2 separate regions of the Homo sapiens genome follow, and region 1 is linked to region 2. The links are chromatin loops, found by intact Hi-C in ENCODE. Cell type or tissue: dorsolateral prefrontal cortex. All regions are shown on one strand. Each heading gives the region's core, and the rest is flanking DNA. Links, peaks and the distances in the headings are about the cores only.

Evidence for each region. A loop is a pair of places that touch in the nucleus more often than their neighbours do. Peaks named below come from ENCODE experiments on the same cell type or tissue, not always from the same donor. Only the 100,000 strongest peaks of a DNase experiment are listed, where the experiment ranks them.
Region 1: a loop joins it to region 2, with 2.9 times the contacts of the local background. A loop is called at or near these places in 2 of 110 quality-filtered maps.

Annotation. Positions count from the first base shown.
Region 1 is chr5:61,434,715-61,445,512 of GRCh38, reverse strand. All of the region lies in intron 1 of ZSWIM6 (zinc finger SWIM-type containing 6), which reads right to left. Among named protein-coding and RNA genes, the nearest start is that of ZSWIM6, 110 kb to the right of the region's middle. In dorsolateral prefrontal cortex, for the core only: no CTCF peak of the experiment used is centred there; a DNase peak (open chromatin) is centred at 4,700; H3K27ac peaks cover 5,734 bases.
Region 2 is chr5:61,617,811-61,628,608 of GRCh38, reverse strand. It overlaps LOC105378997 (basic proline-rich protein), which reads left to right and starts at 542. Exons shown (of 3, transcript NR_189165.1): 1 at 542-628; 2 at 1,676-1,811; 3 at 3,263-4,210. In dorsolateral prefrontal cortex, for the core only: CTCF peaks have their summits at 2,798, 4,498 and 4,697; DNase peaks (open chromatin) are centred at 2,338, 2,778, 7,178 and 8,568; H3K4me3 peaks cover 2,761 bases; H3K27ac peaks cover 8,000 bases.

The DNA.
Region 1 (10,798 bases), core at 952-8,951, 180 kb after region 2:
TTTTTTATCCCAAGCGTTTTATCACTGTTGGGACTCCAGGTGTACACTTTATAACAAAATATATACAAATGTTGCACTGATTTGAGGATTCTAATGGTGAAAGTTACCTAAATAGTTGTCAGTACTGTATCTAGAAGCCAATCCTGGAGATGTATGATGATGCTCTTTTTATAGCTGAAAAGAAATTATTGTTTGCTTGTTCTTTGTCCTTGTTTTGTTGTATGGTTCACTTATCTTCATACTGAATTTCCAAGACTGGTATTTACATTAAACTTTTTTTTAAATGACAGAGAGAAAAGTTAATTGTCTTACTTTGATAAGTTTGGCACAGGACCTATCACATTTTTGACGCTTTTGGTCACAATTCTGTCACTAGAATGCCAGCAATTAGACATATGCAATGAGTATTGCATAAACTATTTTAATACAGTGGTTTGAAATGCTGCAGGCAGCAACTACTAGACACCAAATCACAGTGTTTTAATTTGTGACATGTTAGAATGATAGGGTTTCTGCAGAATAAATGTCCTATTAACTAATCCATATGCTGTTAAGTTACAGGGCTTTGACTCGTAGGTCCGAAAAAGGTACCCACTCCTGCTAAATCTTGAATATTGACACTACTCAAAGCCTCGTCTTCAAACCTGGGAGAAGTACACAAAAAGTACTGCTCTCATGAGACACACAGCCAAAAAAATTAAAGCTATTCAATCCCTCTAGGCCCAGGGAGTATCACAGAAGAGGTGGGTACTTGAGATTGTAAGGGCTGATTTTGAGGGAATAGGTTACTTAAAAAGTTTTTCTATAAATTAAACATTAATATCAAAAACACACTGATGCAAGGCCAACATCTAGGCCCCTATGTCGGAATAACAGGATTTTCTTGGAGCACTGATCTGCTCTTTAACAGAAAATTATAAAATATTAAAAAAGGTTTATGAAAGTCTTACCTTGGGACTGTAAACTAGTTCAACCATTGTGGAAGTCAGTGTGGCGATTTCTCAGGGATCTAGAACTAGAAATACCATTTGACCCAGCAATCCCATTACTGGGTATATACCCAAAGGATTATAAATCATGCTTCTATAAAGACACACGCACACGTATGTTTATAGCAGCACTATTCACAATAGCAAAGACTTGGAACCAACCTAAATGTCCCACAACGATAGACTGGATTAAGAAAATGTGGCACATATACACCATGGAATACTATGCAGCCATAAATTATGATGAGTTCATGTCCTTTGTAGGGACATGGATGAAACTGGAAACCATCATTCTCAGCAAACTATCGCAGGGACAAAAAACCAAACACTGCATGTTCTCACTCATAGGTGGGAATTGAACAATGAGAACACATGGACACAGGAAGGGGAACATCACATGCTGGGGACTGTTGTGGGGTGGGGGGAGGGGGGAGGGATAGCATTAGGAGATATACCTAATGCTAAATGACGAGTTAATGGGTACAGCACACCAACATGGCACACGTATACGTATGTAACAAACCTGCACATTGTGCACACGTACCCTAAAACTTAAAGTATAATAATAATAAAATTTTTTAAAAAGTCTTAGCTTATAGTCAAACTGATTAAAATTAGATTTATGTTTCATTAAAATTAACTTTAACATTAATAATGTACCATGCAAAGGTAAAATTGGTTTTCTCTTTCAAATAAAATTTTTATGTAATGATAATAAAAGATTTTTGTTTACTTTTCAAGTAAACTGCAGGGAAAAAATGTAGGAAGGAGAGGCAGATGTGGTTGGCCTCATGCTGTCTTCATTACATCTTATTGCTTGGGAAACTGAGTCTCCTACCTGTCAAAGAGTAAATGTTCTTATCATTTTAGCTAAATCAATGACTATTTTATGGACACCAATGATCCTATTTTGTGATATCAAGTGTAAACCTCTGACATTTGACAAACTTTTTCCAAAGGCAAGATTTCAAGTTCTAAATTCAGTCATTTTGACCTCAATCTAACTTTTTCTGGATATTGGGTCCCCTGAACTTCAAGAGAACTGTACTAGGCTTATCTGTTATGTTAGAATTATACAGGATGGACTTCAAATCTGAAGTGGTGTTTAACTTTCTTTGGGTTATATTTATATAGGTGTGTTATGAGTATGTATTCCAGAATTGAATGTGATTCCTGAAATTCTGGTATGTCTTCATTTAGGTTGTTATAATGATTATGATTATTATGCTAAATTGTTGTATGCCACAGAAATAACCAGATTTCCTTATCAACTGTGTATTTATGGCTTTCCAAAGGTCTTTCTCATCCACAATTGTTGTTTTGCTTTGCTTCTTCTCAAAAAGTGGCTTATAATCAGCCACAGTCCAGTGCTTGCTTCTTTGGGGGAGTTCATGACAAAGACTCTTGAATACAGGTTTCTGATAACTTTGGAGAGTGTGCCATTGGACTAGAGAGAAATCTTACAGGACACTAAGTGAAAGGCTGGTGTGTTCATAAAGATTGCTAACCTAGTATGAAGCAGAGTAGGAGCTGATTGCATGCACTGAACTAATGGAAGACTGAAATAATTTTTAATGGGTTTTGTTTGTTTGAAGCATTGCTGATTGTTCAGTCTGGAGAACGTTTTTTCTTGAGCTTTTTATAGCCTTAAACAATGGAGTAGAGTATACTCTTATAAATAGAATTTAAGGCACATTTCTCTCCCTCTGCCTAATTTCTCCAGAATTCATAAACTATTTGTGAATATTCTTAATTCACTGTAATGTGGTTGTTTGCATAAGTTCAATGAGAAACTGTTTTCCTTCACAACAGGACACAGTTGGAGGAACTGGTCATATTCCCAGGGCTTTGACTGAAATGGCCTTGTGATAGGTTCCAGCAAAGCCAATTTAGGAGAGCCTGTGTAGACAATGATTCTTGTTGCATTTCACATGACTAATCAGGCCAAGTATATGGGACTGAAGCTTATTTTGCAGGTAGGTTGGTCCTGCTGTGATCTGTCTTTGATAGAAGTGAAGGACTAGAGAGAGAAAGATTGTGCTTCAGAAGAAAACTATGTATTAGATTAAACTTTGATTCCTCATCCATGGTATGGAGCTGCCCAAAACACCCCTCCTAAGCATGAAGCAGCCAGAAAGACTGACAAGACAGATTCCCTATGAATGATGAATTGATCAATAAAAAGGGTGGGACCGAAACTGGCCCAACTGTCCCACAGAACTGACGTTTACAGTTTCTTTTGAATAAACACAGAAATTGACCCTCCCAGTCTTAGAACTTGAGAAAGTTAAAATTTTCTTATCTTGAGTTCCTTTCTCAAGAAACCAACCATCAGACCTCCCAAACAGTCTCAAGGAACTGAAACTTAACCAGATCACCACATCTGAATAATGAGACATCAGACCCCACACCCACCATGATTGGCTAACTGACCACCTGCTTTCTGTTGACCAACTCCTCTTCCTTACCCCTCGCTAATTCCTATTTTCCCACACATGGTTACATTTCTTCTCTGCTACATAAACCCTTAATTTTAGTCCATCAGAAAGGTGGACTTGAGACTGATCTCCTATCTCTTCAGTAGCAGCACCCAAATAAAGTCTTCTTCCCTCGTAATACTTACTGTCTCAGTGATAGGCTTTCTGTGTGGACAGCAGCAGCACCTAGACCAAACACTGTAAGGTGGCAGTTCATCGGACTCTGCTATACCATGTTGCCTCTAACTCAGTCAAACAGATAAGTTCGCTAAACCATAATTGCAGTAAATGTGAGAAGGCTAACCTGTGATATACTCAAACCATGGGCATATAGAAATTGAGTCTTAACTACAGGAATAAGCCTGGGCAGTCACAGAACCCTTGCACACTCCGCATCCGTACCTGGCCCTAGGCTACAAGATGGGCTGTGTCATTTAACCAATTAAGCCTTAATTTCCTACATATAGGAATGCAGGAGACAGACTAGATAATTTTTAAGGTTATGTCCACCATTATTTTATTTCTGATAGTAATATTCAAATGTATACATTTATTTTTTGCAATTGTGCTTAATATATAGGGGGAGGATTGAAAACCACCACCCTATAAGGCAAAGATTGAGCTTATTAAGCTCTTCCTTATCACTCCTAAACACAGATGATTTATATTTAAGCATTTAATAAGTAGCTCTAAAGGAAGGGAGATGAACTGGCCGGAGACTAACCATAAAGCTATCCTCACATCCAGGACAGGCTCAAGTTGAGTCTGCCTAATTACCAATCCTTGGCTGAGAGAAAAAAAGGAAAAGCTATCAAGTCTATCAACTTCGAACTTTGACCCACTGCCTAAACTGCCGGAGATTTTAATTTTTATACATAATATAATCTCATGTAGATTATCTCTAATCTAGATGAACAATATAAATCTCTTAGCTCATGCAATTTCCTCTGCCAAATATGCCCCTTCTCCTCTCTCTGTAAGTCCCTAGTTACCTGTATGATCTATTTCAAGTTTGTTTCTCAACACAGCGAAAGGCCACTGTTACCTAGAACCTCATCAGCCCCACACACAAAAAAGTATTTGTTGTCTCTTTTGTGGACCAAAGTACTTTCTGCAGATCGCTATTATAGCCCTTAGCACACAACACTATAGTGAATTGTTTATATGCCTGTCTGTTCCAGTGGACTGTAAGCTGTTTTATTCATCTTTGTGTCCCCAGTACCTACCAGGACCAGGCACATGGCTGGCACGCATTAAATGTTCCCTGAATTGGTTGAATAGAACAGAAAATTCCCCTTTCACTCAACCAACATAGCTTAGGGCCTGAACGCCCCAAACATTCATGCTCTAACATGTTTTGAATAGCAAAAGGAAACTCCAAGCACCCTGTAAATTCAGTTCTCACATAGACCTGTGGGGAAAAGGTATTTTTAAAAGCAAGGTTTATTTAACCCTTCATATTTCTTATGAATTTGGAGGCCAAGAAGTAAGTTAAATGTCCCTGGTATCTTTAATGCTCTGCTAATTATTTTAATACTCATGACATTCTTTCTCCTGTCTGGGAAGGTAAGAGACATTGATTATGTGAAATATCCACTAACTCTTTTAATCTACTCTCCTACTATATGAAGAGTTAGCACTTCACCCTTAGGTTCAACCATATCTTTTTTTTTTTTTTTTTTTTTTACACCAATGAATAGCACTAAGAGGCTGCCATTTTTCTTTTTCACACAAAATCTGAAAAGAGATCTGGGCCGTATGCCAGAGTTGTCAATTTTTCAAACAAGATTACCCTACCACATCAGTCATCTTTCTTCCTCCATTAGGAAAGAGATTAAAATAGAATTACACTTCCAAATGTGAGCTTAACATTTTAAAACCACTAAGCTTTTTGTATACTTAATATACTCTCGCGCTTTTTTTTTCACCTTTCCTACCTAGCACTAAACAAAACTGTGGTATAGTTTCCACTCTCAAAGATCTTTCCCATATTCCCATACTTCCTGATGTGTCAAAGACTACTCCAATTACCACAGTAAAATACTAAGTCATGATTTGGCATTTCAAGCATATTCCTGGCAATCCAGATTAGGTAGAAAGGGCACTTGAACTACATATTAGCAACATACAACCATTCCTACCTTATTCTCATGAGAAAACCAAATTCCATGAGAAAATAGATAACTTTAAAAACCACCAATGTAGAAAAACGTTTCAAAGGTCTTTTTAAATTGGAAAATCACTTATCTAGTAAACTTAAAAGCTACGTATATTCTCTATGACCCAACGATTCCATTCCTAGATATATATTATTGGTGCGTGCACAAACATACCAAGACAAATAATCAAGAACACTCTTAGCATCATTGTTAATGATAGCCAAAAACTGGAAGCAACAGTAATGTCCACCAACAGTAGAACAAATAAAGTATGCTACAGTAATGATGATGCTACAAGCAACACAGATGAACCACAGAATGTTGAATAAAAGAAGCAAACATAAAAATACACAAAGTATAATCCCATAACTATCTGTTTAACTGTTGACATGTTTTATGCATTGTTCTACATGTACTTTATATTTCACAATTTAAAAAGCAGCCTTTTAGCTTAAAAACCCTAGTCCTGCACATAAAATATTTTAGTTATAAGCATTTTTAAGTCTGTCATTCCAGCAGACTACAAACTGCTTGAGGGTGTAGATTGATTTTATTCATTTTTGGCTCCCAGAACATAATGGTACATAACAGATGCTCACCAGATATTGCCTGGATAGATGGGATTAATGAATTATGAACATAGGGAAATCTCAAATGGCAAGGGAACTTCCATGTGAGGCAGAAAAATAAAAGTCATTTGCCTTTTCCTATATATAGCCAAAGGTTAGTTTTAAAAAGTCAGCCTGAAATTTCAACTACCTAAACACATTCTCAAATGTCTGTTTCTGATGAATTGCTCCATTTGGACAAAGGATAGGTTTAATAGGAATTTTCTTAAAAGTGCAAGATATTCCTGAGCTCAGTCCAGTCAACAAATTCTGCTTTTCCCTTTTGCAATATAGCTGCCAGACTCCTGGCTGTCTAACTGTATTAATAATTCCTTAATTTAAATACAAAAACACATGCACAACCGTCTTTATAAATTTACCCCCAAGAGTTATAAAATGTTTCTCCATTAAAAAGCACATCTCAGCACAACCTGCTGTTCTTGGAGTTGGAATGCTTTCCTCCTCACAGTCCCCCATCAGTCTCCTATGGACCATAGGACTAAAATTAACTATTCATTACATGTAAAGGAGTGCTGGCTGGAACAGAGCCCTGCAGAGAAAGCGTACTATTTTACATGTCAATTTCAGCACCACAGCATCTGCTACCTTACTAATATGTATATTTAATATCTCTGCATAATATACAGAATTATATGTTGTTCATTGCCTGTTTGCTCTGATATTACGTGCTCTTAAGTAGCATTATTCTCAATTATTCTCTTTGAAGAACATGAGACTTTTTATTAGGTCTCTTCCCTGGTGTTGTCTGTAACAGAAGGCACACATGAACAGCACACAGAATACTAAAACTCATGACTCAGAGTCTGATAACTAAATATAAGTTTCTGACCTGCAATTACTAATACAATTTACTTTATATTCTAGATTCCTTACTCCTGAATATAGTTTTACATTAGGTTGTCATGAGGTGGGGGAAGAAAGCAGAAGAGGTGTTAAATTTTCAACAGCTGCTAGTAAATCCATAATACTGGAATTGTTCTTTTACTGGGAAATCTGTACACTTATGTTAAATGTCATATTTCGAACATGACTATCTTTCATCAGCAATTCATTCCATATTAAAGATGTAATTTTTTTCTGTAAACTCTGACAATATTTGTTACTGAATGAGCTACTGAATGGGGGGAAGGTGTAGCTGAATAGGATGTATAGCAAAGAAATAATATGCTAAGCCAGCTTTAAGTTATATGGTCCTCATAATATAAATTATAATTGATTTTGTTCATGAACCTTCATACTCAGCAGGAAACTGAGAGTGTTCAGTATTTAAGAACACCCTGAATGGCAATATTACACTAATCAAACCTAAGTGATACTAGATTAACAATAAACAATTAAGAAAATTAAAAATGTCATATTGGCACAATAGTTTGAACTGCTTTACTATAGTTAGTAAGTTACTAACCATAGTTACTATTGCTGTAATTAATGACATTCAGATAAATAAGATTATTCTGGCTTTATAAATCTACATTTGTTAGTGAACACTCATGGTTCTAGGAGTCAACTAGTGGATTTCTTTTTTTTTTTTTTTTTTTTTTGGAGAAAGGGTCTGGTTCTGTCAACCAGACAAGAGTGCAGTGGCATGATCACAGCTTACTGCAGCCTCAACCTCCCAGGCTCAAGCTCCCACCTCAGCCTCTCAAGCAGCTGGGACCAAGGCACACGCTACCATGCTCAGCTAATTTTTGTATTTTTTATAGAGACCAGGTTTTGCCATGTTGCGCAGGCTGGTCTTGAAGTCCTGGGCTCAAGCAATCTGCCCACCTCAGCTTCCCAAAGTGCTAGGACTACAGGCGTGAGCCACCGCACCCGGCCTGGATTTTGTTTTTTTACATAGTCTAATGCCAACTATTGGCTTGCTGATGTGATGTAGATCAGTAGCAATCTCAGGTGCCCGCAGTAAATGACTGGCACTGTACCACTGGCTTGTACTCACATGTCCAAAACACGAGGCCTAAAAATTCAGTAATAAACTTTAAAAAGGTTAATCTATTTTCCTTTCAGATGTAGAAGTTTAGGTTCCACTATTCCCAGAAAACAAACCCACAAGTACATGTTCATTGTCACCCACCCCACTCTACCTTTTACAAGTTCCCAAGGAATCCTTTGGCTGCCGAAGCAATCTTAGTGCCTCCACTTCCCTTTCCCTTATGTTGCAGAACCCTTTTTGCTTGGTTTTAGTGTGACTTTACACCAGCTAATTGGGAACGTGTGTGCCTTGAAGCAGATGCTCATACTCTCAGTTTGAGGAGGTAGGAAGGGCAAGATCGAAGAATGGCTCTAAGTGGCTCCCATCTTTAACATGTCAACAGGCAAAACACATTAGATTATGGGCAGTGGAAATGACTGCAGGCCGACATAATTAAAATCATCAAGAATATTTCAGGCTGAAAATCATTATAACCTGGAAAGACAGACCAGTTTCATTGTTTTCATATTGATGAACAGAACTAGCTCTATTTCTGAGGAGCAAGAACCATCTTGCTCTACTTTCTGATACTTTGTCACAGCTGCAGTTTTACATTTGTCAGATACTTAACATTTACCTTTCCACTAGAAGGTACACTTCTGAGGACCAGGGTCATCCATTTGCCCCAGCACATTGCCTAATATTTAGTAATAACAACTCAATAAGTATTTGTTGTGAAAACATGTGAGCATGAATGCTAGAAGTAAGTAATCTCATACAAATTCATGGAAGTAGCCAGAACCTATCATCAGACCAGAAAAGCTGGTAGTGAATAGGGCTTCCATAAATAAGTGAGTTCACAGTCTAATGTCAGGATCTGCAGGATATATAAGTTCTGTATATTTAATGAACAGTGTGACACCTACCTAGCAAAGATCTTAAGAAATAAACTAAAAAAACACATCCAGGAGGAAAAACTAAGTTAAAGTGAAGGAAATATTTTCTAATACTTTCAATATGTAAAATTTAACACTAAGATTACTACTACTGTATTGTTCAGTTAAAGCACAGGCCAGCTGATGTTCAAGCTGCTACCAACATCTCATTTAGTGATAATTAGTGACTACATTTTTTTTTTTTTTTTTTAGACAGAGTCTTGCTCTTATTGCCCAAGCTGAAGTGCAATGGCGCAATCTCGGCTCACTGTAATTTCTGCCTCCTGGGTTCAAGCAATTCTCCTGCCTCAGCCTCCCGGGTAGCTGGGATTACAGGCATGCACCACCACGCCCGGCTAATTTTGTATTTTTGGTAGAGACGGGGTTTCTCCATGTTGGTCAGGCTGGTCTTGAACTCCCGACTTCAGGTGATCCGCTCGCCTTGGCCTCCCAAAGTGCTGGGATTATAGGCGTGAGCCACTGCGCCCAGCCTAGTGACTAAAATTTTAAAATTATAACAAATTGCTCATCTTAAATATCAATTCTTGACTACAGACCAGAAAATAATTTTTAACTGGTGATATCCCACCTTAAATCAGATTTCAAAAAATTAAAAAAAAATCTAAGCTCTCTGTCATCTAAAACTACCACCAAAAATGAACCTTATAAAATATAATAAATCAGCTTCTTAATCAACAATAATTTTAAAATGTAATCCGTAACAGTTGTTTAAAATATGCATAACTCAGTTTGGAATAGTTATCCTGATTTAAAGCAAAACCACATCTGTTTATGAGTAAGTAAATATAGTCTGACAGCAATTTGGAACATCTATCAGAAGGAATCAACTGCAAGCTTAATAAGCATTATTTGTATTCCACATAATACTCTATTTGTTCTTTCTAGCCACTGCAGTAGTAAAACACACTCAAACTCATTTAGTGTGTACTAAATCTAAAGTACCTAGGCGAAACACTAAAAATTCCATTTGGATGGTTCCCAGCCCATATAGACCAACTTTTTAAAGTATTACTACCATCTGGTTACTTGTCTGTGTTTACCAAAACAGTAGCTGTGCACACATTTCTTTAGCAGCTGTGGTCAAAAACTTTAAATCAATCCATTTGGCTAAATGAAAACTCTTCAAGGGAAAAACAAATATCATATTTTAAATATATACTTAAAATAAATTCCATTACTGCCTTTAGTACTCCCCAAAGACAAAAACAGTAAGATTTTAAGTAGTATTTAAGACATCTTCATATTTTCAATCATTTATCAAATGACAGAAGGTCCATAGAAGTCAAGTGAATTGCCCAAGGTCATACAACTCGCCAGTAGTTAGACTCTGTCCAGAACACAGGTACTATATCTCTCGGTTTCCAGTACAAGGGTCTTTTCACAAGGAGTTAAATTGTGTCAAGGGAATACAGCATTTAAAGACAGGTTAAATGTATTTTAAGGGCATATTGTATTTTCATAAACCTTATCAGCTCATCATAAATTATAAAATGATCTGTATTTGTTTCGTAACTGTGATAAAGAATTTAAAGCATCCTGTGAAATTTATGAGAATTTTAATTTTACAAACATTTTCTTTTTTTCACATCCTCCACTCCACCCCTCCCATAAAAAAACTAAGTCTATTCACTTGCACACACATGTTATAGCAGTACCATTTGCAATTGCAAAAATAT
Region 2 (10,798 bases), core at 1,514-9,513:
TTGGTTCTCTTTTTGTCTATTATTGGTGTATAGGAATGCTTGTGATTTTTGCACATTGATTTTGTATCCTGAGACTTTGCTGAAGTTGCTTATCAGCTTAAGAAGATTTGGGGCTGAGACAATGGGGTTTTCTAAATACACAATCATGTCATCTGCAAACGGAGACAATTTGACTTCCTCTCTTCCTATTTGAATACCCTTTATTTATTTCTCTTGCCTGATTGCCCTGGCCAGAACTTCCAATACAATGTTGAATAGGAATGGTGAGAAAGGGAATCCTTGTCTTGTGCCAGTTTTCAAAGGGAATGCTTCCAGCTTTTGCCCATTCAGTATGATATTGGCTGCAGGTTTGTCATACATAGCTCTTATTATTTTGAGATACGTTCCATCAATACCTAGTTTATTCAGAGTTTTTAGCATGAAGGGGTGTTGAATTTTATCGAAGGCCTTTTCTGCATTTATTGAGATAATCATGTGGTTTTTGTCTTTGGTTCTGTTTATGTGATGAATTATGTTTATTGATTTGCATATGTTGAACCAGCCTTGCATCCCAGGGATGAAGCAGACTTGATCATGGTGGATACGCTTTGTGATGGACTGCCCAACAGTTTTAAATGTAAATTGAAAGGTAAAAAGCAATTGACAAATGGGAAAAGCTTGCAAAATGCATGAGAAAGAATTAATAGACTGAACATATACAATGTTCTTACAAATCAGTAAGAAAAAGATGAATACTCCAATTTAAAAATAGACAAACAGAAAAGAATAAAAAGGAGACTAATATTCATGATTGGTAAGGATGGAATTCTGGCAACAGACTTCTGCATTTTCTGCAGGTGGGAGTATGAAATGACATAACATTTCTAAAGGTCGGTTTGACAAAATGTAGTGAAACTTTAAAAATGCAGAACAGTTGGCCCAGTCGTTTTGAGGAATAGATTTTAAGGAAATAATTAAGGACATGCATAGTGACCCAGCAAGAGAATGACCTTGGAATGGTGTGGACAGAAGTTAAAAAAAAAAAAAAAAAAAGCAAAAAACAAAAACTGGCAACATCCTAGAAGCCCTGTAAGAGAATCATTGAAAATATCGCACCGCATCCCTACAATGAAAGTTCTGTAGAATCATTAAGAATAGAGTATATTTATTAAACTATATTCATTAGAAGGATGTTCACGTGGAAAGATATTCACAGTGTATTGTTCAGAAAAAGAAAAAGCCAGTTACCCCACAGAATAACCGTGTTTGTACTCAGGATATACAAGAAAGGTTTGCCTCCAGCTAATGAGAATATGTTTGCCTCCAGCTAATGAGAATATGTTTGTTTAATGAGAATATATGGTTTTTGTTTTCTTTATGTATGTTTGCATTTTTCATTAACTCTGTGATAAACATGTACTGCTTTTGTAATGAGAAGGAAAAATACAATAGATGTTGTAAAAGAGGAAACATCACAGAGCCCCAGTCCTAGTTCCTGGATGGTTAAGAGTGGGTGGGTCCGGATGTAGTCACAGCACCCACCCACACTGTCCTGAGAAAGTTCTGGCCTGTGTGGGAAACCAGGTCTTGCCCTGTCAGCCCCCACTGGCCCCATGGAGGCCTGCCTTTTCCCGAGGCCCATCCAGCAATCAGTCCCCATCTTTACAGGGATCTGGGTCTCTTCTCTGTGTCCCAGACCCCAGTACTGGTCCAAGCCCTGAAGACTGCACCCAGGAAAGTGGAGGTATGGACAGAGGCAGCCGGTGCCTGAGGAAGCTCCACGGGGCAGGCAAGGCCCCCACGTCCAGTCTCAGCCCCTCTTTTGGCCACATGTGGGTATTCGTTCCTCCTTTTGGTCTTCCTGAAAACACTCTTTTGACCCTCCTGCGCTTGGTGAAGATTCATAGTAACCTAAGGTGGCCCCTTCTCTGCAAATGTTGCCGGACCTTCCAGCCCATTGGCTGCTGCCTCAGTCTCCCTCCACCGTCCCGGCCCCGCCCCCCCCGACATTGCCTCAAGTTGCCCCTGGGTGGCTCGGAAGCAGATGTGCAGCCAGCAACCAGGGGGGCTGCGCCGAGGCGGGAGCCACCCCGCGAGGCGCTGGCATGGGCAGGGCTGGCGGGTGGCTGGGAAGCCATTTGCATCGAGTGCCTGGTTCCCGGAGCGGGGGACTGGGATTGTTCCTGCTGGAATCCGGGGGGTTCACCCGCCTGGGCCGCCGGCTTGCAGGGATCCCGCCGAAGCCTGTCGCCCCCAGAGCACCGGTTCTCATCTCGGGAACCCCAGGTGCCCCCACGCTACCCGGATGTGGGGCGGGGATCTCAGGGGCGGGGTCCTCCAGGGACGACAGTTCCCACCCGGCCCAGGAACCCCCGACTTCCCGGCTTAGGAAAGCTGGGCTCGGCGGAGGCCCAGGGCTGCCCAGCTCTGCCTCCTCGGGGGCAGGCGTCAGAGACAGGAGAGAACCCCCGAACCCCGCGCCAGCCTGTCCGGGGCCCCGGCCCATCGGCCCCACTGGCCCTCCCTGCACCTTTCCGGTCTCCTATTGGCCAATCTAGGGGTCTCGGACAAAGTGCAGCGACCACGGCCCCTCAGGTCCCGCCGCCTCCTCGAGGCGGAGGCCCCTGTTCCAGAGGCCGCCAAGCCCCGGCGATTCGCAGTACCCGGGCCACAGGGCCCGCCATGGGCGCTGCCAGGCCTGAGGTCGCTGTATCCGGTGGCCTCTGCGGTTCCACCACCCCCACCGCGGGATGGGCGGTCTCTGGGGAACACCGCCCGCCCGCCCGCATGACCGCGCTGGCCTTGGAGAGGGAGCCAGGGGACCCAACCGGCTTGTGGCGCTGCTGGTTGCGCCCGGAGAAACCGACCCGGGACCGGGGAAAAGGGGTGGAGGCCCGGCAGTCGGGCCACCTCGGAGCTGCGGAGCTCAGGAAAGGCCAGCACTAATTTACTCAAACAGCAAAATTTAAAAGGAAATTTGAGACAGTAATAGCAGCGACATCTCAGAGAACGACAGGAAAAAAAAGTTTTGAATCAGGCTTTCGTGCAGGGACTCCGATTTTGCAATAAGCGCTTAATTAAAAATAAAATATATTGATGCGGTAGGCAAGTCGCGTTCCTGGGAAGGTAAAAACACAGTGGACTCCCCCACACCCCAGATGCTCCACCTGCCTGCTGTAATTACAGGGCTTCAGAGAGGAGGGAAAAAACATGACAGAGAGAAATCTGCTTGCATATTTTTCTTCTATTGTGCTGAGCTCATTTGAATTATAATGTGTTGCAGGCCGGAGAAGGAAATTTTGTGCCTTGAATAATGAATCCCCCTGGAGCCCACGGTACCTGTACTTCTCTTTAGTGTCCACTGAGAATAACGTGTTCGACATTCAAGTGACAACACTGGAAAGCATTTCAAAGCCCTGGAGCCCCAGAACGCTGTACACCCCGACGGCTCTTCTGCCTGCCCTCTCTTTGGCTTCCAAATGCAGCAAGCTCTTTCTTTACTTAAAATGTGTTCATCTTTCACACGCATCCTGGATGTACCACAGAAAGACAGTACAGATAGGCAGGCTCTTATTTCTGAAGCTGAGCTGGTCCCGCCCAGCACAAAGCTTTAAAGCTGCTAAGGCTCCAGGATATTATCCAGTTTTTAAAAATGGAAAAACTGGGAACAGGGAGGCTCAATATCTTGTCCCAGGCCCAAACAGGCTTTTCTGGAGTCAGTATCATTCAACTGGCTCAGGCTGGATTTTCATAAGAAAAGATAATAAACATTTACTAATGTAATAAAATAGACACCTTTTAAGTCACAAGCAGTATCCAAACCTTTGGGACATTCTATGGTGCTGAACAGCTATTTCATAGAGGCTTTATGTTAAGGAGCAAGTGCAGAAAAAAATCTGAAAATCTCAGTAAGATGAGAAAACGAAAGCTTTACAAAATGGTAGAAGAAAGTAGTCTCTCATGCCTAAACTTCCAAATAAGTTTTTGTTTGTTTGTTTTGGGTTTTTAGTTGAGCATTCTTTCTGGTTTGAAATAGATTCAGAAGGCTTTTTAAAACAAGTCACTTTTGGCCAAATATATTAAGGTATAACCAAATGATACCATAGATCCATTTAGAAAACAGAAAGTTCTTTACTGACATGAAAGGATTTCTAAGACATATTCATAAGTAAAAAAGCAAATATACTACTATTTGTATGGGATGAAAAAATAAAAGAAACATGTATATACATACTTGTTTGTATATGCATAGACTATCTCTCTGGGTGGATGTTGCCTTTTAAGGGGGGAAGGCTGAGGTGGGAGGACAGAGTTTCTCTCCTTTATCTAAATCAGGGGTGTCCAATCTTTTGGCTTCCCTGGGATATATTGGAAGAAGAAGAATTGTCTTGGGCCACACATAAAATACACTAACGATAGCTGATGAGCTAAAAAAATGCAAAAAAATCTCATAGTGTTTTTAGAAAGTTTATGAATTTGTGTTGGGCCACATATGGCCTTGAGGGCCACAGGTTGGACAAGCTTAATCTAAATCCTTTGTTATTTCAGTTTTAAACAATGTAAATGAATTGTTTGCTTAAAAAATAAATTAAATGTAATAAGTATTAATATCATTCAAGTGATAACACAGCCAAGGAATGACAAGGGTTAACTGATAATCCTGATTTTTACAGGTAATTGTAGTCATTACTTCTACATCTTTTATCATGTCTTTTAACCACTTGCCAAAGGAGGCGCTGATGTGGAGTTTTCTCCTCTGCCTGCCCTCTGCTCTGCTCTAACACAGGCCCAAATAGGCAGGGAAATGACCCCGCAATGGGTATAGGAAAAAATAGAAAAAGGAAACAAAGACTAGGTTTAATCAACAAGTTAACAAAGGACAGCTGACTGCACTCATTTACTTTCTGAGCTAGGACATTTTCTTCGTGTCCTGAGAACTATTTCAGGACTTTTTTTAAGTCCCTACTTATTAACATTCTAAGAGCTCTGAACTGAAATGCAGAGAACCCCAAAGCCTGGGAAAGGCAAGAACTCTGCCAGACCTTGTGGGTCTGGCTGAACCATCTTGAAATAGTTCTTTAGAGTGTGCTGTACCACTTCCAGCAGCCACAAAGGGCAGGCAAGCTAAGAATGTCATCTACATGGCCCGAGATGTTCCCCGCAAGAGCTCCCAGTCTGGCTTTTCAGATGCTCAATCCTGCAGTCCAACTGATACCAGGATGCCCAGGGATTGAGCCCAAAGAGCCCAGCTGGGCCCAAAAAGGAGCCATCCTCCCCAAAGACGGAGTATGGAAACTTCCTCTGAGATAGGCTCCCCCTGCCCAAACAAAACAAAAAACACAGAAGTCCATCTCTCCTTTCACTTGTTCTCTGATTCCCTTTAGCAGAGCCCAAACCTTTCTCCACTAAGAGCAATGTTTCTCAACCTCAGCACTTTAACAATGGCACCAGATAATTCTGTCATTTGGGGGCTATGCTGTGCATTGTAGGATACTGGCCTGGCCTCTGTGTACCAAGTGAGTAGCACCCTTCCCAAAAATGTCTCCAAACACTGAGAAATGTTCCCTGCAGAGCGGGGGGGGCAAATTGTTCCCAGCTGTGAGCCACTAAATTAGGCACTAAAGTCCAATAATTCTGAGAGATATAACAACCTTTTCATGTGTTTAATACAATGGTAAAATGTAAATCATGTTTATGAAAATCATTAGTAGACAAATAATATGAGAATAAGAAGTCAAAATTATTGAGAAGAGATGACACAAACTACAAATGTGCCTGCTATTTAGGGTGTTTATATTAGTATTTGCTGGGAGTTAGAAATATGATGGGATTCAGGTGACATGAAGATGTGCTGGATACATTCCTTTTACCCCACCCGGCCCTCTAAATGTGCTCTCCACCCTTGTCCACCTTGCTTTGTGCCTCAGGAAGGTGACCCTATGGGCTACATCGACATGCTCACTCTCTCTCTGGCTTTGGATGGGTTTGGCCCATGAGAGGAACTGGCCAATGGCAGCATGGGAGGAGAATGAGGTTGATTACCCTGGATCCCTCCTGGCCAGATCATGGTTGATTGGCTGCTCTCCTCCTCCACAGGCCATGGCTGCTATTGGTAGGCTGTCTTCCAGAGCTGCATCTCTCTCTCCAGCATGCAGGAACTACATCCCCCCTGGGCCCTGCAGGCCTAGAAGTGGTAATGGTGCCCCACTGTTGTTAGCTCAGGATACTGCACTGTCTTTTGTTCATTTCCCTAAATCCTACCCACACTTTTACAAGTCATCCTTTTGCAAAAATCTCCTCCGATTACTCAGTTTGAATGTGTCATCTGTTTCCTGCTCAACCCTGACCTATACGGATGAACAGAAAATCATTTGAGGGGACAGTGGCCATTCTGGGACAGGATTTAGGAATTCTTGGATCCCTTGACCAAACACTAAAATGCCTTGTACCAAAGCAGTTCCTGATACCTCTTCTCTATTTCTCCCCCCAGTTACCAAACCCAGGCCTGAGATCTCTCACTCATTCCCTGTAACTTGAAAAAGCATTTGCCCCTATACCAAGAGTAGATGTTGTCCAGGCCATGTTTAGCCTTCTCAAAACAGTCATGAGCAAGGACTAAAAAAAGAGCATCCATAAAATGGAAAGATAGCAGTTCCTTACCCTAAGAGACCAAGCTCTATCTGTTTTGTCACTTACGCTACAAGGATGACACACTTACCCCTTTGAGAGTGCACTATTTGGAAAACAAGGGTAAATGACCGTCCTCCAATGTAGCACAAAATTTCTCCTTGAGGCATAGAATACCTCTGTCTTAATTCTAATGTATCCAAGAGGAGAACTAAAATACACTGGGCACATGGGAGGAGTGGGGGTCTTCTTCACTAGCCCCTGGACTGTCTGGGTTAGACCAGGGGATATCTGCCCTTCCAGGCCTCAGCTGCCAGGAGGTGGGAAGGCACAGAGCTCCCGTATGGCACTGGCCCATGAGCACCCAGTGATCTGGAGGGCAGGTGTGGCAAGGATGGCCCCAGGGAGCCAGCTCTGCATCTGGCAGCAGTGTCTCTGGGCCAGGCCAGGACAACAACCTCGATTGTCCCTCTCAACAGTAGCCTTGCTGATCCCGGAGAAAAGAAAGCCATGGGGCCATTTGGACCAAGCCTCTGCAGGAAGAATGCTGCCCTTTCTCTGTAGCGCTGGATCCGATAGTCATGGAATCAACAGCTCAGAAGCTGGCAGCCCCCTCGGAGGCCTGGGCACCCTCCCCCATGGTCACATGGCCCAAGACACTCTGTTCTTTGTGACAGCCACTTGGCAGGGTGGGCCGAGGACCTCTGTAGACAAAGATGCTTCAGGTGCCCCTGAACCCCCTGGAAATTGATGAACGATCTCCTTTTATCTGTGCCCCAGCATGCCCAGCTCACCTGGCCCCCAGGCTCCCCACGGCCTGATGCTTGACTGTTATTCACAGTAGAAACAGAGACAGCATCAGATTCAGGGAGCAGAAGGGCAACACAAACACCTCCAGGGCTTTTGCCTCATGTGGCTAACGTCAGAGACGTTTTATGAAAACAAGATTGGAGGTCACATTGCTTCTTGGATAAAAGGAACTTTGCTTCAAAGAAATTTACTTGGTAAACAAAGCTAGGAAAATTGCCAGAATATCACCAGGCACAGCTGGCCACCTTTCAGCTGCCCAGTGTTTCCAGAGCAGGGATCTGGAGACCCAATCACTGAACCCCTGGAACCCTCAGTTTCCCCCTCTGTAAGAACACAAAGACAAGACTAAATGAATCTCAAAGCTCTTTCCAGCTCTACACTCAGTTCAGATTTAGGAACATCCCGTCTCTTGGCACCTACTAAGGAGAAGTTAGCCAAGAAGGAAAAGGGGACAGAGCATAATTCTGCAGCCGGCCTGCCCAAGTTTGAATCCTAGCTCTACTGTTTACCACCTGTGTGACACTGGGCAAGTAATTTAATCTCTCTGTGCCTCAGTTTCCTCATCTGAAAAGTGGGGATAGCTTTAGTACCTGGTTCATAGAGTTGTCATGAGGATCAAACAAAATAACATAGGTAAAGCATTTAGAGCTCACCTAGGGTAGAGTAGGCACACAATTAGCATTTGCTATTTTCCTTACTCTTTTTATTTATACAGAAAGCCATCTGAGTCCTTTCCTGTCACTAGTTCAGCCTTGCTAAAAGCTTTTGACAAGCAGGTTCTCAGGGCAGGGAATGGTATTTTTCTGGGGGAACTGAAGTCATGCCAACCTTACACTCCCTTCTCAGCTAGCATTCCCCTGTGCTGGCAAGGAGGGTTGGCGAGGAGTATGCAGTTCCTTACAAAATTATGCAGGACACGATGTCTACCAAATTAGAAAGAGCAGGGAAACACAGACGAGGGCCTGTCTACAGCCTCCTTGCAAGCCATTGGGAAGGCTTGCGACCAGGTTCTGAGCCTGTGGGAGACTCCTCCACTCACCCACTGTGCCCCCCAGCTCCTATCCAAAGCACCTCCTCTCCTCTAATCCCAGGTCTGGCTCAAGGCACTCACTGCCAGGGAGACATCTCATATCATTTCTTGGAACCCAGAAGCCACAGGCACGGCAGCCAAAGTGCTGGGCAGGAACTGAAGCTGGGTGTATGCTGAGGAATCACTGTCCCCATGGACCAAGTATGTGGGCACAGCAGGCAGGGCACGTCTATAGCCTGCCACGGTAACTCCCAGACAGCAGACCTTAGAAACCCAATCCAGGCAGGGCCCAAGAGTCCCTTCCTGCCAGCCGATGGCTAGACACCCCATTAACAAATACATGCTGGGCTGAGTGCTGGCTATGTCCACACCCCTCTCTACATCCCCCGGCACCTTCCTCGCCTGCTCTCCCTTTGTAGAAAGTACCCAGGGGCTCCCTTGCCCTCTGGCTTCTGGTTGGGTTTGGCCAAGAGAAGGCAGTAATAAGAGAAAGGAGGGCAAAAGGACAGTGAAGTCAGGTTCCCTATTTCCCCCAGAAGCCTTTTCTTCAGGCTCAGCTCCCTCCCCTTGACTCCTGGGCCTGGGAGTAACTGAGGCCTCTTCCTGTCACCCGCCCCTGTTGTTTGCCCTTGACCCTGCCCATGCCTCTGTTAGGAGGCCTAACTCTCCCCAGCTGCCCCGTGGAGCATGCCGTCTGCTTCCTGTGGGACCCTTAGATCAGCCAAGTGTTGAGCTAAGAGCTCATCCCTCCATCAGCTTTGCATCTTCTTTTTCTTTTTCATATTTGTACCACAAAAGGATACATATAACATACATGTAAGATATGAAACCAGGACCCAAGTTAAAAATATAGAAAAGTTACAGGCTTCCCTGTATGTTCTGTCATACACATGCACACACATCTTAATAACTTTGAAGCAGTCTGTGTGTTTCATGGCCAATGCTCATCACCAGAGACACACATGTGGGTGTGCACACACATACACACACAGGCACAATTCACCACAGCAAAAGGCTAGGAATAAAATAATAACCTTCCTTTTCTACTTGTCAGCCCAGAGCTCACAACTCAGCTGGCCCAAGACACCATGTGAACCTGATAGCCACACAAAGTTAGACCCCCAATGAGTAGAACACTGGAGAGAGGGAACATTAGAGTAATTCTCATCAGCCCTTCTGTTTTCTAATGGGGAACTAGGACAGAATGCCACACACCCAGGACTTCGGGGCAGCTTTTCTTCTGTCCTGCTGCGATAATCATTACTGTACACAGCCCAGCAATTTGGCGCCTCAGCAACCAGACTCCTGGTAGGTGCCTGGGCTTGACCATTACAGGGGGATATTATGATCATGATTACAGGATGACTGAGCCGTCCAGCAAAGTGACCAGTAATTTGCAATCTAATGGCCATTCAGTGGTGGGTAATATTATGGACCTTACCCTGCAATTGTAAAACAACCAGCCCTCTCTAATGTAGCATTTTTCCCATCAAAAGCCCAGCCTTTGCTTTTGATTTCTGTTAATCAGTGGCTGTGGCAGCTTTGGCTTTAGATTTGGAAAAGCTAAACAAGGGAGCATGAAATGATACACTTCTCTTTAGAGCCCCTGAATGGGAAGTTTAGGCAGTTCTGTCAAGTGGAGGAAAAAAATAAGTGAAAGAAGCATCTGGAAGGCAATTTCATTTCTTAAAAGAGCAACCCCAAAACCTTTGTAGAATGTAGCAAGAGTTGCCTGGGAATCTGGGAGACCAACAAAGCCAGGCATGACAAAGAAGATAGGTGTGTACACAGGTCCAGTTGGGTCTAATTGGGTGCACACCACAGCCCATGCTCACTGTGTGCATGCTCACACATGTATCTGCATGCATGCACATGTATACACAGAAGAATACAACTTCCTCTAACCACAGGGTTGCCTGCTGGGAGACTCCCAGGTTAGGCTTTGAGGGTCTCTCCTGTATGCTGTTCACAATTCTACCACTGGGAACAGCTCAGTTCCATCTTCCCTGAAGTCAGTGGGCGTGGGTCAGGAGAAAAGACTGAATTGGAGGTAGATGGATCAGGCCAAGAGGAACAATGGACAAGATGAGATTGTTGTCATTCCTGGACTCCATAGAGTCTAGATTTGGCGTGTCCACCTGCAATAAGTTCAGAGGGGGCTTTTAACAATGGAATTGGAAGGTAAAGAGAGATAATTGGCAAATAGCTAAAGAGGAAGATGACCAAGCCAAAAAAAAAAGAAAAAAACCAGTTCACACTATCAAGCAAGAAAACAGATACACTAGAAATAATGGTAAACATTGGGTTGACTCCTCCAATCCATTCTACCACAGATGTTTAATCTAAGCCAAT